2 separate regions of the Homo sapiens genome follow, and region 1 is linked to region 2. Evidence: read pairs that join two places in POLR2A ChIA-PET (ENCODE). Cell type or tissue: endothelial cell of umbilical vein. All regions are shown on one strand. Links, peaks and the distances in the headings refer to the core of each region. The heading gives the core; the rest is flanking DNA.

The links. ChIA-PET counts read pairs that join two places held together with the same protein. Peaks named below come from ENCODE experiments on the same cell type or tissue, not always from the same donor. Only the 100,000 strongest peaks of a DNase experiment are listed, where the experiment ranks them.
Region 1: POLR2A ChIA-PET joins it to region 2 with 5 read pairs; 14 of 35 experiments call an interaction of 5 or more read pairs at or near these places.

What each region holds. Positions count from the first base shown.
Region 1 is chr3:23,919,509-23,922,328 of GRCh38, forward strand. It overlaps RPL15 (ribosomal protein L15), which reads left to right. Exons shown (of 4, transcript NM_002948.5): 4 at 1-1,481. It also overlaps a transcript of NKIRAS1 not described here. Among named protein-coding and RNA genes, the nearest start is that of RPL15, 3.8 kb to the left of the region's middle. In endothelial cell of umbilical vein, for the core only: no CTCF peak of the experiment used is centred there; no DNase peak of the experiment used is centred there.
Region 2 is chr3:23,990,766-23,993,585 of GRCh38, forward strand. No RefSeq gene overlaps it. Among named protein-coding and RNA genes, the nearest start is that of NR1D2, 47 kb to the left of the region's middle. In endothelial cell of umbilical vein, for the core only: no CTCF peak of the experiment used is centred there; DNase peaks (open chromatin) are centred at 1,126 and 1,586; H3K27ac peaks cover 645 bases.

The sequences.
Region 1 (2,820 bases), core at 122-2,621, 71 kb before region 2:
AAAGTTTGTAAAATTCATACTTAATAAACAATTTAGGACAGTCATGTCTGCTTACAGGTGTTATTTGTCTGTTAAAACTAGTCTGCAGATGTTTCTTGAATGCTTTGTCAAATTAAGAAAGTTAAAGTGCAATAATGTTTGAAGACAATAAGTGGTGGTGTATCTTGTTTCTAATAAGATAAACTTTTTTGTCTTTGCTTTATCTTATTAGGGAGTTGTATGTCAGTGTATAAAACATACTGTGTGGTATAACAGGCTTAATAAATTCTTTAAAAGGAGAGAACTGAAACTAGCCCTGTAGATTTGTCTGGTGCATGTGATGAAACCTGCAGCTTTATCGGAGTGATGGCAATGCTCTGCTGGTTTATTTTCAAGTGGCTGCGTTTTTTTTAGTTTGGCAGGTGTAGACTTTTTAAGTTGGGCTTTAGAAAATCTGGGTTAGCCTGAAGAAAATTGCCTCAGCCTCCACAGTACCATTTTAAATTCACATAAAAGGTGAAAGCTCCTGGTTCAGTGCCATGGCTTCATGGCATTCAGTGATTAGTGGTAATGGTAAACACTGGTGTGTTTTGAAGTTGAATGTGCGATAAAATTATTAGCCTTAAGATTGGTAAGCTAGCAATGAATGCTAGGGTGGGAAGCTGGTGAGCCAGTGGCCATTAGATAAATACCTTTCAAGTGTGAGCTTAGACGTCAACCCTAAAATACTTAACCGTAATGCTAATTGTGATCATTATGAATCCCTTCAGTCACATTAGGGGGAAAGTAGTTGGCTATAAGTACGTCATTCTTAGTCCAGTCAGTCTTAAAAACATCTTGGGTTACCCACTCTGTCCACTCCCATAGGCTACAGAAAAAGTCACAAGCGCATGGTTTCCAACCATATGTGTTTTCTGCAGTTATTTCTCTTGTTCTGGCCAAACAACCCTAAAAATCCTTACCATTCCACAAAGTTGGACCATCACTTGTGCACCCACTTTGACTATGAGTATACCACCACATTGCATTTCTGTTTGCACCATGTCTTCCAGGAGACTAGACTACTGTTGTCCAGGGTCAATTTGAGTGTAAAGAAAATGTAGACAAGGAATTGCCCAATTTTAAATTCTGACTTTGCTGACTTAATTTAAATGCTCGTTCTGAACCAATTTTCTCCTATCTTCTCTAGGGGTTTCAAAAGACTCAGTTAATTGATTTCCAGGAAGTACTCATAGCAAGTTCATAAAAGTTCTTGAGACCTAAATTTCTTCACAAAAAAAGAAAAGATCTTAAGTCATACATTTTAATTGTGTAGAGGTTGTTCAACTGAAGGAATAAATGTCTATTAAACTAAAACAAATGGACCTTCTGTTATTTTTTGTCATCTTACAGTGCTAATGTACTTTAAAGCAAACCAAATGCCCTAACCAGCAAAAAGGCATCAAAATGTGATTATAGAAATAATATAATTTGAGATAGCATAAAATGTACTTATTCTCTCAGTTCTTTGATCATTGCATGAATTAGGTTTTTATCTAAAACTGTTCAGCTGGGTGTGGTGGCTCAGGCCTGTAATCCTGGCACTTTGGGAGACAAGCTGGAGGATTTGTTGAGGCCAGCCTGGGCAGCATAGTGAGACCTAAAAACAAAAAAAATCCTTAAACATGACTAATTTGGGAAGGAGAGAAAGGGTTCGGGCCAAAGGTCAGCATTGTCTCTACAAGAAAACCTTGTTCCTGTCCTTGCTACCCAACAGTTTTATCTCCACACAGTAGTCCAAGGGATCCTATTAAATTGATCATGGCACTCCCGTGCAAAAAAATCAAAAGTCCTCATGATAGCTTTCATGATCTTCCCACTTTATGTGTGACCTCATGTCCTACTGCAGTCCACACCCCAGGCTCCTTGCTGTTTGTTCTTCAAATACACCAAACACTTCCTAATGCCTTTATGATGGGAAAGCTTTACTCCAATATTAAGGGTCACTTTATTAGCTATACCCTGACCGCCCCACAAGCTGTTCCCATTTGCTTTACTATTTCTATATTGGCATGTAATTCACACAGCAACATTGATTATTGAGTTTTTTTTTTTTTTTTTTTTTTTCCAGATGGAGTCTCACTCTCACTCAGGTGGGAGTGCAGTGGGGCAATCACGGCTCACTGCAACCTCTGTCTCCCGGGTTTGAGCAATTCTTCTGCCTCGGCCTCCCAAATAGCCAGGACTACAGGCGCACACTGCCATGCCCAGCTAAGTTTTGTATTTTTAGTAGAGACTGGGTTTCACTATGTTGGCCAGGCTGGTCTCGAACTCCTGACCTCAAGTGATCCACCTGCCTTGGCCTCCCAAAGTGCTGGGATTACAGGCGTGAGCCACCACCCCCAGCCCAATTTTTATTTTTTGTACAGACAGGATCTCACTATGTTGCCCAGGTTGGTCTCAAACTACTGGCCTCAAGCAATCCTGCCTTGGCCTCCCAAAGTGCTGGAATTATAGGAATGAGCCACCACACCGGGCCCAAATTTACTTTAGTAATAACAACAATTGGCTGGGTGCGGTGGCTCACGCCTGCAATCCCAACACTTTCGGTAACCAAGGTGGGCTTGAGCTCATGAGTTAGAGAGCAGCCTGAGCAACGTGGTGAGAGCCCATCTCACAAAAAATAACAAATCAGCTGGGCATGGTGTTGCACGCCTGTAGTCTCCGAAATCACACCACTGCACTCCCATCTTGGGTGATAGAGCCAGAACTTGTCTCAAAAATAACAATTGGTTTCTTACAATCCCAAAAGGTGCAGTTACTAGTATTAATCCTTTTTTGCCAATGAGGAAACACAAAGAT
Region 2 (2,820 bases), core at 92-2,591:
CTCGGTGGCTTAAACAACAGAAGTTAATTTCTTGACAGTTCTGGAGGCTGGAAGTCTGAGATCAACATGTGGGCAGGGTTGGTTCCTTCTGAGGGCTGTGAGGGAAGGAGCTGTTCCAGGCCTCTCTCCTTGGCTTGCGGAGGGGCCTGTGTCTTCACATTGTCTTCCCTCTAGGGACACCAGTGGGATTGTATTGGGCCCACCTTAATTCTCTCATTTTAATGACCTCTTTGAAGACTCTATCTCTAAATAAGTTTATGTTCCGAGGTACTGGGTGTTAGAATTTCAACATGTGAATTTTTGGGAGGCACAATTCAGCTCATAACACTTGAGAAACCGGGTCACATAAAGATTTCTGTTTTTCTTTCCATTCCCCGTTTGTGAGCTTCTAGAGGTCTTCCTTGTTTTTCTAGTGTCTCACAAATTGCCTAACAGTCTTTCAATAAATGTTATTTAAATTGATTGACTATGGATGGACGCTTATCGATGTTTAATGAGGTTATAATCTTAAAAAATTTTTTGTGTGTGCAAAGTACACTGCCCTAGACTTCATGTGGTCCCAGGCCTTTTACAAGCAAGTCTGATGGACACTGATTGGATGAGGTCCTGTGGTAGGAATCTACCTCATGTTGCTGTAGATTTCTGAATTGCTTAATCCTCCTTTCTGCTTTTGTGCAGTGTGCATGTAGAGTGGGAGAATTCATCTGGGGCCACCAAAGAGGCTTGACGTCTCAACACCCTCAGAAACTTGTTTCTTCTTTTGTGTCTAAGAGTTTTTCAAAAGAAAAAGAAGAAAAGAAATAGCGCTGCTTCATTCAAACATAGTAAAAGATTCTAGGTGTTTGTATTTTTAAGCACTCAAAGCGAGACTGTAATAAGCAGATAATTGTCATTGAGAGGTATCACACTTTATTTGCTAGGGATTTTCTATTGTTGCTTTTCCACTTAATAGACAGTGGAATTACAAGTTGCTATGGAAACCTATCCATTGCCAGTGCTGCCTGGGCCTTAAAGACACAGAAGCCACATTTTGTTTTATTCCATAGAGCTGACATTGTTATAAAACAGAGCAGAGCAAAGTGAATGGTGAATTAGACCAGACATCCTGCTTTCCCCTGTTTCCTCTTCCCTCCCCTCTGTGGTTTCTGTGTTTACCAGGCCCCTGAATTAGCCCAGTGTTAGAAATTGTATAATTTGGTTTCTGGAGTTCTTTCAAGAAAACAACTGCGTATCTGTCTCCTATGCAGTTTTGTGACTTTTGTTGCTGACACGCTGTGGTAGTTGAGAAACTCTGGGGATGGTTGGCACATAACGCAGTTAATCAATTCCCGCTCAAATCTGAGGTTTGACAAATGATAAACTTCTGTCATTTCTGTGACCACACTTCTTTCATTCAGGTGGGACATCAAAAGAAGGCCTCAAAATAACAGAAGACTGAATCTCAAGTCATTTCCAATGGAGGGGAAGCCAGAAGGGCCTGGCAGATCTGGGATCCATCCTAGGCTATGCCAAGAAAATGAATTAGCAGCTCAGCTTGAGGAAACACCGGAAATTCTGGCAACTGCCCTAAATGGATTTTCTCACTCCTTTGAGCTTTGCCCACAGCCACTGAACGCATTATGTTACAAAGCTAATTATATAAGATTTAAGAGCCAAGGGAAGGCTGATTCATTTGATAAGCTAATTTCAGAGCGTAACTTGAGCCTGGATGCATGCGTTGCTTAACAACAGGAATACTTGTTGAAAAATGTGTCATTAGGCGATTTCATCCTGTAAACACCACAGAGTGTACTTACCCAAACCTAGATGGGATAACCTACTACACACCTATGCTGTATGGTATAGTCTATTGCTTCTAGGCTGCAAAGCTGCATAGCATGTTACTGTACTAAATACAGTAGGCAGTTCTGACACAGTGATAAGTATGTGTGTCTAAACATAACTAAATATAGAAAAGGTACAGTAAAAATATGGCATAATCTAATGGGACCACTGTCATATATGTGGCTTTTCATTGATTGAAACATCATTATGTGGTGCATGACTGTACTTCTTGGAGGCATGAGAAGTTAAAGAATAAAACAAAATGTACCCTTAGCTATAGACATTGCAATTACCCTAAGTTTGCTGTCTATGAAAGTTTAGGTTTTAATGGGATATTTCTATTTGTAGTCTCACTTAATTTTTCAGACTTTAGACCATTGTTTAGTGCTGATTTTTATGGCTACTTTATGGGAGCGAGGACTTTCTTTTTTGGAATAAGAAATGCTTTATTTTATTCGGAAGGTGGGATCAACTAATGAAACATTGTTATCCACCCTGGCATTGGGGTGATTTTGGCTTTACCCTGTGACTTCTTTGAGAACTCAGGACAATCCTAGAGCTTCTCGGGTAACCATGTTTATAAAAGCATCCATTTCCGCACTTAGGGAGGCTGAGGCAGGAGGATCACTAGGAGTTCAAGACCAGCCTGGGCAATATAGCAAGAGCACCGCCCCCTCCACCCCCACTGCAATCTCTCCAAAAAATTAAACAAACTAGTTGGGCATGGTGGTGTGCACCTGTAGTCCTAGCTACTCTGGAGGCTGAGATGGGAGGATTGTTTGAATCCAGGAGTTTGAGGCTGCAGTGACCTATGATCACATAACTGCACTTCAGCCTGGGCAACAGAGGAAACCCTGTCTTAAAAAAAAAAAAAAAGGATGAAAGGATGAAATGATAACGATAATAGGAATTCAGACTAGGGAGGGACCTTAGAGGTCATTTATACTCAGTCCCAGACACATATAATGGATGTTTAGTTTGAGTGCTCCCAAAGCC